Regions from separate parts of the Homo sapiens genome. Here region 1 is linked to region 2. Evidence: chromatin loops called from intact Hi-C (ENCODE). Cell type or tissue: heart left ventricle. All regions are shown on one strand. Each heading gives the region's core, and the rest is flanking DNA. Links, peaks and the distances in the headings are about the cores only.

Region 1 (8,338 bases), core at 137-8,136, 51 kb after region 2:
GTATGTAAGCATATGTTGTATAACTCACTTAATTTGCCTTTTCTTTTGCTTATTATTTTATTTGCTTATTTGTTGTTTTTGTTTGTTTGTTTTGTTTTGTTTTGTTTTTGAGGTGGAGTCTCACTCTGTCACCCAGGCTGGAGTGCAGTGGCGCCATCTCAGCTCATTGCAACCTCTGCCTCACGGGTTCAAGCAATTCTCCTGCCTCAGCCTCCTGAGTAGCTGGGATTACAGGCATGCGCCACCACACCCAGCTAATTTTTGTATTTTTAGTAGAGATGGGGTTTCACCATGTTGGCCAGGCTGGTCTTGAACTCCTGACCTCAGGTGATCCACCTGCCTCGGCCTCACAAAGTGCTGGGATTACAGGTGTGAGCCACCGCATCCAGCCTGCCTTTTGTTTTTTTAAGAATAGTTTCTAATTTACAGAAAAATTGAGAAGATGATAAAGAGTTACCCTATAGCCTCCCACACACAGATTTTCCTATTACTAACATCTTACGTTAGTGTGGTACAGAGACTGCAATTAATGAACCAATATTGACACATTAGTATTAAGCAAAGCCCATAGTCTATTCAGGTTTTCTTAGTTTTCTACCTAATGTCTTTTTATCTGTATTAGAATGTTGCCAGGATCTTGCATTACGTTTGACTGTCATATCTCTTTACACTCCTCTGGACTGCAAGTTTTTCAGACCTTCTTCGTTTTTGATGACTTAGACAGTCTTGAGAAGTACGGGCCAGGTGTATTGTAGGATGTCCCTCTGTTGGGATGTCTCTGATGTTTTTCTCATGACAAATTGGGATCCTGGATTTTAGGGAGGAAGACCACAAGAGATAAAGTGCTTCATCACTTCATATCAAGGGTACACATGATCAATGTGATTACGGCTGTTGATGTTGACATTGATCACCTGGCTAAGGTCGTAGTTCTCAGGTTTCTCCACTGTACATTACCCTTTTATTTCCCTGTCTCATGCTGTGCCCTTTGGAAGGAAGCCACCATGTGTGATCCACGCTTAAGGAACGGGAAGTTGTTCTCTATCTCCTTTTGGCTGGACTCTACATAATTTACTTGAAATTCTGCATGGAGATTTGTCTCTTCTCTCCCATTAATTAATTTATGCATCATTTATTTGTATCAGTATGGATTTCTAGATGTTTATTTTCAACTTTACCTTTGCAACTTTGACTTTATTTGATGCGATTGTATTTATTTCGTTGCCCAAATTGTTCCAGCTCTGGCAATTGGGAGCTCTTTAAGTTGGCTTCTGTGTTCTTTTGACATGCCCCCATCAATGTGTGTTAATTTTTTTATCACTGCCTTATTTTCGGGTACTATAAGTTGTTTCAGGCTTATCTTATATATCTCCTACCCCAGTTCTAGAATGAGACATTTTCCCGAGGAACCATGGTTTATTTTTTTGGAGAATGGTATGTAAATCCAAGATCTGAGCTTGTTGCTTGTGGTTACTGAGATGCCATTGATTTTAGGACCTCTCAGGTGACAGAACAAAGAAATATACAGTCACATATTACACAATGTTTTAGTCAACGGCAGACCACGTATACAACAGTGGTACCATAAGATTAAAATACCGTATTTTTACTGTAACTTATTTATATTTAGATGCATTTCAATACATCTAAATATAGACATATTTAGATATATCCCACTGTGTTACAATTGCCTACAGCATTCGGGTGCTGTACAGGTGTGTAGCGTAGGAGCAATAGACTGTACCATGTAGCCTAGGTGTGTAGCAGACCATACCATCTAGGTCTGTGTAAGCACACCCTATGATGTTCACACTACACAGTTGCCTAACAATGATTTATCAGGACATGTCCCAGTTGTTAAGCGATGCCTGACTCTATGTGCATATGTGCATATTCATAAATATGCTCATATGGAATCATCTGTATTTATATTGAGTTAAACATGAGTTGTTATTGATAGCTCCCACTCTAATCCACTACTACATGGGTCATTCGAGTCTCCTCTCCTTGCTCAGTGTAAATTCCTGCTCCAAGAGTAAAAAACCTGGTTTCCATCTTTGCTATTCTTAACTGCTTAGTTACAAGCACATGTATCATATCTGGTTTGTTAGCCCATCCTCTGTGAGAAACAATTTCCTCCGAGTACAGTACTTATGTGCAGTCCTTTTGCCTTTAGTCCTACACATTCCATTTATTTCCAAAGTTCCTTAGGTCAACACCTATTCCCCTACCTCCTTCAGTGAAGTTATTTCATACATTTAATAATACAGGTAGATTATCTTGTCACAGTCTTCATTTTTTCTCTGGATCGCACTAATTTGATTTTGATTTAAAATTTTGAAGCAATTTTTCTATGCCCAAGGAGTCTCCCTGTCAGAGTCTATCAAGTGGGGAACTTGAGTAGCAAAATCATTTTCACTAGTAGTCTCTGGCTACAGAAAAAAGTTGCCAGCAAGTATCTGAGGATTTAGATGGTGTAAGTTACCATGACAGTGCGTGTGTGCACGCCTGTGTGTGGGTATGTGTGGTTTAAGTGAGTTTGACACACGCAACATCTTCAGAACAGATCATAGCACATAGAAAATGCTTCATAAATGCTCCTGTTATTATTACCACCACCAACTTTTCAGCAGAAAAGCACAGTGGCATAAACATTTAAAAAATCACTCTGGAAGCTGAAGACAGTGAGACTAGTAGTAGGGTCACTGGAGAAGCCTGGATGAGGGATGGGGACAGCATGGGGGCAGGCATAGAGAAAGGGAAAAGTTGAGTTGCCAATGGAGATGACGGGGTATGAGATGGAAGAGTCAAAGATAATACCTTGTTTTTGTCTTGAACAATCAGACACCAAGAATGGCGGGGAGGAAGGCTTTGGTTTGGTTAATCCTGAAAGCAGAGCCTGCGACAAGGACTTGGATGCAGGACGTTCATTTGGAAGGAGATCCCAGGGAGCTGGAGTGAGGGATAGAAAGATGGAAGGCAAAAAGCCAATAAAAGATGTGTCATCACTGTGGACAACTAGGCTCAGTCTCACCTGGGGCCCTCAGGGGAACTGTGTGGAACATGCCTCAGAGATGCCCCTCTGAAAGATGGGAGACTAGGATGCTTACCGACCAGCTCCCACTCCCTTGGCAGAAGATGTCCCTGGAGCATTAACTCTCCTTCCTCCCTGCCTTTCCTGCCCTCACTTCAGGCAGTATGGGCTTCCCTGGCTTGGGAGAAAGCCCCATGGCAGAAAAGTGAAGAGCTGCTGTGGTGGCAGAAGTGGGACACTCTTGGTGTAGAACCATCTGCCACAGCTGCAGGAAAACCAGAGCCTGGTGGAGGAGGAGTCCAAAAGATGTTTGCTACACGGAGAAAGATCAGGTTTCCAAGGGTGGGGTGGAGGACAAATTAGGCCTTTCCATTTTCAATTCAATGACTATTTATTGAGTATAAACAGGGTATTCCGTCTGGGTGCATGGGAAGTAGACTTGGAGCAGACTCCAAAGGGAGTAAAGATGTGATTCCTTCTCTCAAGAATTTTACAACTAATAATATAATATAATTAATGGAATATAATACAAAGAGCACTGGCTTTGAAGTCACACACATCAGGTTTCAGTCCACCATTTTCTTCCTAGGCAAACTTAGGACATATTTTTAACCTTTTTGAGAGCATTTCCTCTTTTATAAAATGAGATAACACTAGTTCCTCTTGCAGAAGTTTGTGCTGAGTAGCACATGAAGTAATGCACAGAAGGGGCTGGCACAGGGCCTGGCATAGGGAAGCATCAGGAACCATCAGTTGCTATTGTCGTTGCTGTTGTTAAAATCAGAGATAAGCAATTTGCCACAATCATTATTCAGAAAAAAAAAAGATTTTCTTTCATAAAAAGGCAAAAATCTTCTCTCTCGCCCCCATCCTAGTTACTTCCAGATGCAGAATTTTGAGGAAGAAATACAAAAGTAGGCCTAATATCTGATTATCTAATACATTCTTTATGTCTAGAGAATGACTATTTTTACACAAAAATCACTGAGGAATAATTCATACACATTCAGTCTTGTCCCTTTCTAACTTCAGAATTTAGCTATTATAGCATTAGAATCTCCCGCTCATATCAGGAGGTGGACTATAGAACAATCTTTTCACAAGAACTCTAAGCCATACCATCATTGTTTAATTGCCTACTATCCTAATAGCTTATCTCTATCATTTTTAGTCTTTCTTCTGTAGACTGAAATCAGTGGCTCTCAATTTGAAGAGCGTGTGTTTGTGTGTGTGTATGTTTGTGTGTGGAAGAGAGAGAGAAGAAGGAGGGGGGTTGTATCAGTTATCTACTATCATGATAATGCTGTGTAACAAACTACCATAAAACTTAGTGCCTTAAAACAAAAAGCATTTGTTTAGCTTATGTGTCTGCATGTCAGTGATTCAGGCTCTGGTAGGCTGGGCAGCTCTGATGTCAGCAGGGCCCACGAACATGTGGGACGCAGTTGGCTGTTGGCTGATCAGGATGGGCATGGACTTGGCTGGGATGCCCGGGGCAGCTGGACTCAGCTTCCCAGGCCTCCTCCTACAGCAGACCAGCTCCAGCCTCCTCGTATGGTGAAGGTAGAGGAGCAGGAGAGAGAGCAAATGGATAAGTGTTAACACACACCTCTGTGCACATCACATCTCTGACATCCCTTGGCCAAAGCCAAATCAAAGGCTGAGGAAAGAGACTTGCCTCTTTAGTGAAAGGACTGAAAAGTCACACCACAGATGGCCTGAATACAGGGAGGGGTGGAGAATGGAAGCTACTCACGCCATCTCTCATGGGGTAGGTATCAGAGCTACCTTGGGAACGTTTTCTAACTCCTCACACACATCCTCCATCTGTGATAGGGACTCTGATACACTCTGGTTCCCCCACACTGCACCTTGCTGTGGGAAAACCACTTCCTCACAGGCCCTACATGAACAAGGGCTCCTGACTGGTTGGAGGAATAGCACAGCACACAGTTTCAATGCAGCACAGCAAGGGAGACAACAGAGAAAAGCAAAGCACTGCCATGGGCTGGGAGATTCAGAGGTAAAACCTTTTATTTATTCATCTATCTGTTCTTCTACTTCAAAATGTAATTGAAAAATGAACTCCAGTTTCTTCAACAGATATAGCAGAAGAAAATAAAAAGAGATGCGGGGAAAACTATAGATTAAAAGAGACTTAAGCAACACCTGACACAGCAACCTCATCATAGTGTGGATCTTACTGGGATTCAAACAAACTGAAAAAAATTATGTTGTTTATAAGACAATTGGAAACATAAATGACAATATTAAGAAATTACTGTTAATTTTTTCAGTCTAATAATATGATAGTGTGGCTATATTTAAAACAGTGCTGGCCAGGTGCTGTGGCTGACGCTCATAATCCCAACATTTTGGGAGGCTGAGGTGGGCAGATCACTTGAGGCCAGGAGTTTGAGACCAGCCTGGCCAATATGGAGAAACCCCATCTCTACTAAAAATGCAAAAATTAGCTGGGTATGGTGGCGGGCGCCTGTAATCCCAGCTACTCAGGAGACTGACACACAAGAATCGCTTGAACCCAGGAGGTGGAGGCTGCAGTGAGCTGAGGTCATGCCACTGCACTCCAGCCTGGGCAACAGAGCAAGACTCTGTCTCAAAAAATAAAATAAAATAAAATAAAATAATAAAATAAAATAAAATAAAATAATAAAATAGTGCTATTTTAGAGCAATATACCAAAACATTTGTGAACGACATGATATAATGTTTAAGATTTACATCAAAATAATATGGGAGTGGGTTTGGATGGAGCAGAACTGGCCATGGGTTGATGGTTGTTGGGGCTGATGATGAGCAGATGGGGACATGGGGTCCTGTACACTTTTCTGTTGGCTTTTACAAATTTTTCAAATTTTTCAGATTTTCCACAATAGAAAGTTAAATAAATAAGCTCATCTTCCTTAGAAAGATTGACAGGATTAGCCCATCCGATTCTGATGATTTCCAGGACCCCCCCGCATCACATGCACATACACACACACACACACACACAAACATACACACACTTACAGTTCAGTCCATACTTAACCAACATTGTGCACTGGTTTGGTGCTTTGCTGTTATTGTATTTTCTCTCTTATTGGCCTGATAGCCAATGATTCCATCTGTACAAAAGCAATCTGTGCCCCTGGATCCCTTCTGGCCCCATAAGAACTATGAAGCTGCTCCATCCCCCTTCTCTCCAGGGTCCCCTTGGGTGGTCCCTACCCCTATGCACCAACTCCTGCCATTCACAATCTTGTCAGGAATCCTGATGACTGTTCTGTATTCTCTCTTAGTGATGGAGAGCCACTGGCTCTTTCAAACATGAAAAAACATGAAGTTTAAAAAAAAAGCCCACCCATAACTCCCCAAACAGCTCCCCGGGGATAAAAGCATTCCTTTGCAAATTATTATCTCAAGCTTAAATCCCTGGACCATTTCATGTTCAAAAAATGCTAATGGTTTTCTAACTTTTATCAAGAAAGTCTTGGATACTGATATAACCTAGTCTTTTAGCTGCCGAGGTGGTCATCATATTCTTAGCTGGAATTGGATGTAATAAGAATAAGCAGGCAGTTGCAGCCCAGCTCCAGAATGAACGAAGCCCCAGGCTGATGCTGCATGGTAACTAATGTTGACAATCTTAACACTTCAATTCCCTTCAGAGACTTTGATATGAATGTTCCAGAACAACAGTTCTGTCCAATCTGCTGATCCCACAGACGCAGGAAATGACAAAACACCCTGTCCTGCAAGAAGACCCCGTTGCCTACACGAGGTTTCTGACAAATGCTTTTTCCTGACAAACACGTGAGCTCAGCTTTGCAGAGGATGAGAAATCAGAGGCTAAAAACTGAGGATGGTCTCACGTGGAGCCCAGTCTATAAGTGGAGGATCATAGTGCATGGAGACTGAAGGGTATGGGGAGGGACCATAGGTAGCTTTTAAGCCTATAATCTTCTTACTCTTGTCCAGATGGCTTAGCTGTGTATGTCTTCAACAACGGCTTGACATGGTTAGTAAAGTACTGGACTTAAGGCTCTGGGAATACAAATACAGCTGTCTTTAGGATGCAGCCAGGTAATGCCTGGGTACAAACTGGACAGAGCAATATATGTCATATTAAGCAGGCATGATGGCCTTTGCTTCTAAAAGAAACATGCATTTGCCTATTTTTCTTGAAACACATGGGTTTCTGTATCATTTTCCCTCTTGGTGGGGGCATGTGGGTGTAAACTTTATTTCCCTCTTCCCTGTAAGTAAAATAACATAGCAAGTGGGTTGATAATTGGCAACTTATATTCAGCCCAGTCACAGGAAGGGGTAGGGTGGGGTGGGGATCAGGTATGCTGGGAGGGTGTGGCCACTGCTCAGCTCACTGGGGTTAGTGCCTCATGGAACCCAGCATTGCCAGGTCTTCCCGTTGCTGAAGGAAAATCAGAAATGTAGATACTTGCAAAAAATCTAATTTTTAAAGTTTGGTAACTTATTCAGATCTATACACATTTTTAAATATATTGCAGGACAAGCTAACAAAACCTGTCTGTGGGTGAGCTCTGGCCCTCAAGACCATGTGTTTGCAGCCTCTGCATAAACTAACTGGAAAAGAGTTAACCCTTGAACTTTCTTTCCTCATAAAAATGTCGCTCTTTGGCAATAACACTTTCCCAAATCTTTTTTGTGTTCTGTTTGACTTACGAGGCATAAATAAAAAGTACATCCTGCCATGTGAACTTCTACCTCCTCCACACGGTAGAAACACTTTCCTGTTTCATCGTTGGATGCTATGGTTTTTGAATCCTTTTTCTTTAAGAACTTGCCTTTATCTCATTCCTTTGGGCCAGAAGCCTACTTTGCTGAGAAAACTTGGCAGGTTATATTAGGAAAGTGCGGAGCCTAGCAAATTCCCCTATCAGCTGCTCTGAAACCCATGACCCCACAGAGCGGAGCCTGTGCTCTGCTATTTCTGCCTGCCCTCGGGAGGACGTTTTATCAAAAAACACATGAGGCACTTCTGGCCTGTATGCCCAAGACAAGTTTATGAGCACCGATTTAAATGGGCATAGGGAATACCTCTTGGTAATAATTGTCTTATTTTATTGTTACCTTGATTGCCAGAACAACAACAAAAAAGGTTTTTATGACTAGTAAAAGGAAAGGGGTTAGCCACTTCTTTCCTCTCCCACTAGGCCAAGAATTCACTTCTCACCCCTTCTCCCTGCTTTCTATTTGTAATTAGGCCATAGATGCTATAATCCAACGGGCTTTATAATTTTACCTCCTGGGAACAGCTACTCA
Region 2 (8,338 bases), core at 253-8,252:
GATCTGATGGGAGGTGGAGCGCAGGTGGTAATGTGAGCCGGGGGAGTGGCTGTAAATACAGATGAAGCTGACCTTGCTCTCCTGCCACTCACCTCCTGCTATGCAGCCTGGTTCCTAACAGGCCACTGACCAGTAACCCTGATACCAGGGATTGAGGACCCCTGACACAGGGACTTTTGTTAGTCTAACTAGTACTGAAGGGGCGTTAGGGCCAAGATCTGACGGGTAACTTAAGACAGAAGTTAGGTTATTAAGACAGTTTATTATACCCACCTCCCATAGGGTGTGGTCTGGGACCTAAAGCAGAACTGAATGTTTTGGGCTTGGGGGTGGGTTGAGAATTAGATTCATTTAAGAAGCTTAAGACAGGGCTTCTAACAAGGGTTGTTAACAAGGAGTTGTCTACTGGAAATTTCCAAGCAAGAGTGCATTTCCCAAGAGGATGCAATGATGTAAGGATCACTAGACCACAAAAACAGAATTGTGGCCTTATGTTGCACATTCTTTGATCCTGAGAGCTCCCAGATAATTAAAGATGCTATTAAGGGCAAGAAAAATATTTTCATTATCTCATTTGCATATGAATATAATTGTGCCAATTAAATTTCAGCTGTAGCTAGTGGTATGGGGCAGCCTGCCTATCCATTCACTGGAGCTATTTCCAGTAGCAAGGCTGTAGATGAAGAAATCTCCCACTAGAACTGTAGTTCAGCCTTTTTCTGGTTTTGCTGCTCAACAAATCACACTTAGCTTGTGGCTTAAAAAAAATAACCATTTATTTAACCTACTGTTCTCCAGACTGGCAATTTGGCTCAACTGGGTAGTTCCCAGGGTCTCAGCTAGACTTGCTCAGTCATCTGCACTCAGTTGACCATCAGCTGGATGGCGCTGGTGACCAGGGCAACAGGGGTACCTGGGCCACATGTCCCTTGTTCTCCAGAAGGCCACCCCAAGCTTATTCACATGATGGTTGTATAGGGTTTTAAGAGGGATAGAAGAGGCATGCATGACCGCTTGAGACCTAGGCTCAGCATACCATTGCTTCCTCCACATTCTCTTGACCACAGCAAGTCACAAGATCAGGCAGATTCAAGGGTGGGGAAGTAGATTCTACCTTTCAATGGGAGGAGCAGCAAAGTTACATTGAAACAGGCAGGGATACAGGGAAAGGAATAATTGCAACCATTTTTGCAAGCAATTTACCAGAGCCTCAACCCATAGCAATCTTTGTCCTTTAAAAGATAGGATAGGTCAGGTGTGGTGGCTCACGCCTGTAATCCCAGCACTTTGTGAGGCCAAGATAGGTGAATCACTTGAGGTCAGGAGTTCGAGACCAGCCTGGACAACATGGTGAAACTTTATCTGTACCAAAAAATAAAAAAATTAACTGGGTGTGGTGCCTGTGGTCCCAGATACTTGGAAGGCTGCGGTGGGAGAATTGCTTGAACCTGGTGGGAAGGTGTTGCACTGAGTTGAGATCGTGCCACTGCACTCCAGTCTGGGTGATAGAGTGAGACCCTATCTAAAAAAAAAAAAAGAAAAAAAAAAAAGGACAGAACCTAACCCAAATTCTGGTTCAGACTCTGGCCCTTGCTCCTTAGTTCATTTGTATTGCTTTAAAGGAATACCTGAGGCAGGCTGAGTAATTTATAAAGAAAAGAGATTTATTTGGCACATGGTTCTGCAGGCTGTGCAAGAAGCATGGAGCCAACATCTGCTTCTGGTGAGGGCCCCAAGCTGCTTCCACTCATGTTAAAAGGTGAAAGGGAGTCAGTATGCAGAGATCACAGGCAGAGAGGAAGTAATAGACAGAGGAGGAGGTGCCAGGCTCTTTCTAACAACCAGCTCTCATGGGAACTAATAGAGTGAGAACTCACTCACTTGGTTCCAGATAGGACATTAATTCATGAGGGATCTGCTGCCATGACCCAAATGCCTCCCACTAAGCTCCACCTCCAACATTGGATCAAATGTCAACATGAGGTTTGGGGGGAACAAGCATCCAAACTATAGCAGCTCCCAACCCACAATGAGGAGTTCTACCTCAATCCCCAAAGCCCCCACTCCCATCTCCCCCTGTCTTCCTGGAGCTGACTTAGTTGGAACCTTCTGGACCAACTAATAACCTGTGTCATCCCTGTCCTATCATCATGACATTCAGTGGGTCATGGCCCTGTGTAGGAGAATGTCCAGCTCTCTCCAGATCTCACACCAAGGCAGGAGGAAACCACTGCCTGGAGGCCTTGTCCCCCAATGCCACACTAGTGTCAGCAGCAGAGGACCAATGCTCGGGTCCCCACCTCCCAGCCCAGTGTCCTGTGCTGTTAACATTTCTTGCCTGCAAGTGAGAGAATATGGAAAGGGTCTGCCCATCCCAAGCTCTATCTGTGCATCCAGGAAATGTTTTCAAGAGAAAAGTTAGGAGTTGTGATGGTTGATTTTATGTGTCAATTTGGCTGGGCCGTGGTACCTAGGTATTTGGTTAAACACTATTCTAGACATTTCTGTGAAAGTGTTTTTAAACTCAATTAACATTTAGATCAGTGGCCTTTGAGTAACAAAGATTACCCTCCAAAATGTGGGTGGGCTTTATCCAATCAGTTAAAGGACTTAAGAAAAAAAGACTGGTTCTCCAACCAGGAAGGATTCAGCCAGCAGACAGTCTTTGACTCTTCCCTGGGTCTCCAGCTTGGTGACCTACCCTGAAGATGTTAAGCCAATTCCTTAAAATAAATCTCTCTGTATACATGCATCCTATTCTGTTTGTTTTTTTTTTTTTTTCAATCTGGAGAATCTGACTAATCCAGGGGCGGAGACAGTCTGTAGAAAAGCAAGCTCTATCATTTACTCAAGATTATGAGCTAAACAAGTTTAACAACAGTATCTGAAAACTGTAACATTTATAGTACCCTGGGTTAAATACTACTTGTTTTCAGTGGGTTAATGGGAGAAAGAAACAGAAAATGGACCTAAGAGAGGAAGAAGAGAGGAGACAATTTGTACTTTGTATTTTCATATATATTATTCCCAGTTAAAGTGAATTGAAGCTAAGGGACAATAATTAACATTGATAGTCTGGATGATATGATATGTCCAACTTATCATTTCACTTTTATTTCCATTATATGTTTATGCCTTTCTACCAGAATGGCTGTTAAAATGGGATTCTTATGACATTTCCTGAAAGGACTCAATAGTCTTTTACTTACATCTCTCTCTTTTTTTTTTTTTTTTTTTTTTTTAAGATGGAGTCTTGCTCTGTCGCGCAGTCTGGAGTGCAGTGGCACCATCTTAGCTCACTGCAACCTCTGCCTCCTGGGTTCAAGTGATTCTCCTGCCTCAGCCTCCTGAGTACCCGGGATTACAGGCATGCGCCACCACGCCCAGCTAATTTTTGTATTTTTGTAGAGATGTGGTCTCGCGATGTTGGCCAGGCTGGTCTCTAACTCCTGACCTCAGGTGATCCGCCCGTGTCAGCCTCCCAAAGTGCTGGGATTACAGGCATGAGCCACCAAGCCTGGCCTTTTACTTACATCTAAGTAGCCATTTTGCCAAGGACAGGGAGTCAAAGATGAATGTGTTTTTAAAAATCATATGACCCTCATTTTAATTTAAACCATCTAGAAACCAAGATTTCAAGATGAACATAAAAAAATTAATGTAAACTGCCTTTAAATTGAAGATTTTTCCCCCCACTGGGTTACAATAAAGTTCCCATAAGTCTCTGGAGTATAGCAAAAAAACAGCGAGGTTGTCAGCGAGGGGGAGAACTAGAAACTAGAATGAGCTGGTTGAGTCCTCATGAGCCATCGAAGTCCAAAGTTTAGGAATTCAGAGGCCATCGGGGTGACTGCAGTCTCTCACCCCGTGCGCAATGCAGGACGACCACGCTGCTCCGCTGGGCGGCTCTTTCTAAACCTAAGAACCCAGCATACGACGTGGCTCTCTTGATTCCCTTATCAGAAGTCCTTCTGCATGGACAACTGAAAGGCCTTTAAATTCAAAAGCTCTTCAAGGTTAGTAAGTAAACCTGGCCTGTCTTACCCCAAAAGCCCGATCGCTGCGAAGGGGAGATTTTTATTTTCTGGTCCACACCGCCATCTGCTGGCCTCGCCATCTCTAAGTGAAGCACTCGCTGTATTTTCTTCCAGGAAATCCAGTAGATCGTTTAGACTTCATTCTAAAATCCATGTATATTGAAGTGTTGCTTCACGTGTGAAAGTAGCACTTCTCAATATTTACAATAAGAGTAAGAAAAGCACTTGATAAACCAGTTCATTGGACACAAGTTACTTGCGTTGATTGTGAATATGAAACGAAGTAACAGTTAAGGAGCTAAACATAACTAGGTACCTCTGGGCAGCCGGAGTCTCATTTGGATAATTAGTACCTACACTTGTCAGCCGTCTGATTGCCCAGTAATTATAGTTTAAGTTAAACAGGTAAATCTGATGGGTACGTATTTGTTTGTGGACAGGGTTAACAGCCCCGTTGATGAAGCATCCCTGCATCATCCTTCAGGAGCGCCATGGTAATTAATGGGCTCTTATGCGGTTTTTTAAATATGCAAATAAATATTTAACACGAAAATGTCCCTAGATGACAGACAACAGGTTCATGAGAAACAGCGATTTATCATTAGCATGGACTGCTTCAGGGACATTGGTGAATACAGGTAGTCAGGGAACTATCAACGTGTGTTTGAAAAGCCATTCCAGAGGGTTGCAGAACCGGGTGGCTCACTTAGCTGCTATATACATAGCTTGCAAAGCCCTTCAAAGGTTAATCATTCTTATCCTCCCCTTTTAGCCTCAATTGTCCTCTTTTGTCATGACCTCTTTATAAATAAAGGAAAGGAAAATAAGGAAAGATGGGGAGACAGAAGAGGAGAGAAAAGGAAAACGAGAAAACCACACTTAAAGTCCCTGTGGGTAACTGTTGTACAGTTGCATGCATTTAGGTAAAACCCCTAACCAGCTTAATAATCTATTCTGAGACAAACAGGGCAGCTTGGAGAACCCTGCATTTGCTCTTCTAAGAAAAAGAGGCCGGGCGCGGTGGCTCACGCCTGTAATCCCAGCACTTTGGGAGGCCGAGGTGGTCGGATCACGAGGTCAAGAGATCAAGACCATCCTGGCAAACATGGTGAAACCCTGTCTCTACTAAAAATACAAAAATTAGCTGGGCATGGTGGTGCACACCTGTAGTCCCAGCTACTCAGGAGGCTGAGGCGGGAGAATCACTTGAACCCAGGAGGCAGAGGTTGCAGTGAGCCAAGATCACACCACTGCACTCCAGCTTGGCGACAGAGCAAGACTCCGTCTCAAAGAAAAAGAAAAGAAAAGAAGAGAAAAGAAAAGAAATTATCAGTGAACTCATAGCTTCCCATATTCTCTAGCAAACAAAGAACATGTGGGGGATAAAAAGAGGTTTAATGGAGTAAGCACGGCACACTGTCAAATGATCAGCAATCAGATCTTAAGGACAACTCATTCTTCATCAGCTGCACCTAACTCTCTGGGCCCCAGTGATGTGATTGCTAATGGAATAATGCCTATGCAACCCAGCCAAATGAACCCAGAGCCTTCCCCTCTGGCACTAAGATAGGCCACCGTTGGTTTCCGAAATAAGCATGACATCAGCAGTGGCCACCTCCTGCAGTCCAAACCTCAGAGCTCCTTTGGGGAGGAGGCGAGGCGTGCAGGAGAGCCGTGTGGCTCCAGGATGCTAGATTTCACTCCTGGCTCTGGCTCTGAGTAACATGTGACTTACGACCAGTCGTGTGTGCCAATCAGTTGGAATTATTCCTCTGCTCTCTGCTCTTCAACAGAAATAATGAAGTTGCCTTGGTAGATTCACCAACTTTTAAATGTTTGGAGCTTATCAAGAGAGTCATTTTTAACACTTTTTCTTCCCCTGAAAATACAAGAAATGCGTGGCCGTCGAAAAATAAACAAGCAAAGAGAAAAGGAAAAGAAGCAGGAAAAAAAAAAAGTGGACATAAGACGACTCCTCCAGGGACAGCCTCATCCCTCTTCCCTCCTCGCCATGTGGCTTTCAGAAAGAGCAGCCTCTGGCTCTTGGTTTGCTTGCCTTCCCTTCACACTGCAGCCCTCCTATCTTCTGCGCCCTATGTTGGTACAGCTCAATCCAATGCACATTTTGCAAGCCTTGATTATGACTTTCCAGCAGTATCTCCCCTCGGCTGCCGAGGGCCAAGGCCCCTGCTTTCCTCTTGCTTCTCCGGCCACCTCTCCACCCTTTAGAAGTCTCCTCCTTCTCTTCATGGCCATAATCTGGTGGGTACTTTTCTTTCCACTTGATGCTCTTTCCCTATGTCCGAGGGTCTAACCCTGTCTGTAATGAGAATCACCTGAGGGCTGTTATCATCTACTTATACTTGGGCCCCGCTCCAGGCCAGGCAAGTCAGAATCTCTGAAGAAGGGATCCGGGGAAATTCAATATCTTTTTAAAGCTCCCCAGTCAACTCTTACATTCAGGCAGCATGAACTAACCCTCCAGGAACAGTTTCTCAAACGGGACTGCACAGGTGGAACCCGCTGGGGAGTTTTAAAAGCTTCTGATGGCTGGATCCAGAATATCCAGGTCTGAGGGGTGTCCTGAGATGAGGGACTTTCAGTGCTAAAACTAGGAAAGTCCCAGGCAGACCTGGACAAATGGGGATGAGTTGGTTGCCCTCCCCAGAGATTTTGACGTAATGGTACTGGATGGGCACTGGGAATTTGTTAATTTAATTTTATTTTGTTTTAGTTTGTTTTATTCATTTATTTTTGAGACCGAGTCTCGCTCTGTCACCCAGCCTGGAGTGCAGTGGTGCAATCTCGGCTCACTGCAACCTCCACCTCCTGGGTTCAAATGATTCCCCCACCTCAGCCTCCTGAGTAGCTGGGATTACAGGCACCCGCTATCATGCCCGGCTAATTTTTGTATTTTTGTAAAGACGGGGTTTCACCAGGTTGGCCAGGCTGGCCTTGAACTCCTGACCTCAGGTGGTCTGCCTGCCTCAGCCTCCCAAAGTGCTGAGATTACAGGCATGAGCCACCGTGCCTGGCTTTATTTTTATTTTTATGTTAATTTATTTATAGACACAGTCTTGCTCTGTCACCCAGGCTGGAGTACAGTGGTGTGATCATGGCTCACTGCAGCCTCGAGCTCATGAGATCCTCTGCAATTCAGCCTGCCAAGTTGCTGGGACTATAGGCATGTGCCACCACACCCAGCTGATTTTGTCATTGGGATTTTAGAAGCTCCCCAGGTAATTCTAGTGTGAAGCAAAGTTTGAGACTCGCTGCCTGCAGTCAGTGATTTTCAAGCTTTCCTGTGCATGCAAATGCCCTGAAGGGTGTGTTAACAGGGTCTGCAGGCCTCATCCCCAGAGTTTCTGACTCAGTAGGTCTTGGACAGGATGGGGCCAGAGATTCTGCACCTCAAACAACTTTCCAGGTAATGCTGTGCTGCTGGTAGTCCAGAGACCTACTTGGGGAGTCTCCTCCCCATCTTCAGCTCAAGTTACCATCCTACAGTAACAAATGCAAAATGTGTGTCTACTCTGGCCCCTCCTTTGCTCTGTACATCTGTAGAACCAGCAGTGCATTTGATTCTCCATTGGAATGTTTTAAAGGCATCTCAAATTCAAAATGACAAAATGGAATTCACGATCATCTTCTCCAAGCCTGATTTCTTCTAATGGTCTTTATGTGTTGTAGCACAGAAACTTGATGTCATCTTTTATAGAAATCTCCCTCTGCCCACCCCCAGGTTCAAGTCATCGTGAACTTTCGTTGATTTGACTGCTTCGGGGTGTCTTGGACCTACCCATTGTTCTCCCTCACTACCCAAGACTTCCTTGTCTAAGCGCCGTGAGGCCTCCTTGATGGGCGGTGTGGTGTCTCCCAGCGCATCTCCCCTCTTCCTGCTGGCCCGTCTACCCATCTACTCCATTGTCCATGATATTTTTTCAATATTCGGATCCAATCGCCCCTCCCCCTGCTCAAACTCTTCAGCAGTTTTTCATGCCTGCCCAGACTCTGCCTATCCTAGGCCTCCTCTCCTATTCCTGTCTCAGTAAGACATGGCGATGGACACCAGCAAAGGTGTCCAGCCAGCCCCAGCATGGCCTTTGTCATCATTATATGTCTATGGTCAATGAGCTCAGATCCCAGCAGGGGATTGTAAAGGACATAGTCGGGGCCACACCACTCAAGAGCAGGAAAGCTGGGATCATGGCATGGCTCTCCTGCAGTGCCTGGTGCTCCCCACTGCACCACACTGCCTTCCTGCGCCTGTCACGTCCCAGCGTGTCAGACCCGGAACTGAA

The links. A loop is a pair of places that touch in the nucleus more often than their neighbours do. Peaks named below come from ENCODE experiments on the same cell type or tissue, not always from the same donor. Only the 100,000 strongest peaks of a DNase experiment are listed, where the experiment ranks them.
Region 1: it touches region 2 in a loop (6-fold over the local background); 5 of 110 quality-filtered maps call a loop at or near these places.

What each region holds. Positions count from the first base shown.
Region 1 is chr20:20,782,006-20,790,343 of GRCh38, reverse strand. No RefSeq gene overlaps it. Among named protein-coding and RNA genes, the nearest start is that of RALGAPA2, 74 kb to the right of the region's middle. In heart left ventricle, for the core only: no CTCF peak of the experiment used is centred there; a DNase peak (open chromatin) is centred at 3,743.
Region 2 is chr20:20,833,428-20,841,765 of GRCh38, reverse strand. No RefSeq gene overlaps it. Among named protein-coding and RNA genes, the nearest start is that of RALGAPA2, 120 kb to the right of the region's middle. In heart left ventricle, for the core only: a CTCF peak has its summit at 4,107 (motif pointing left); a DNase peak (open chromatin) is centred at 4,089; H3K4me3 peaks cover 342 bases; H3K27me3 peaks cover 4,179 bases.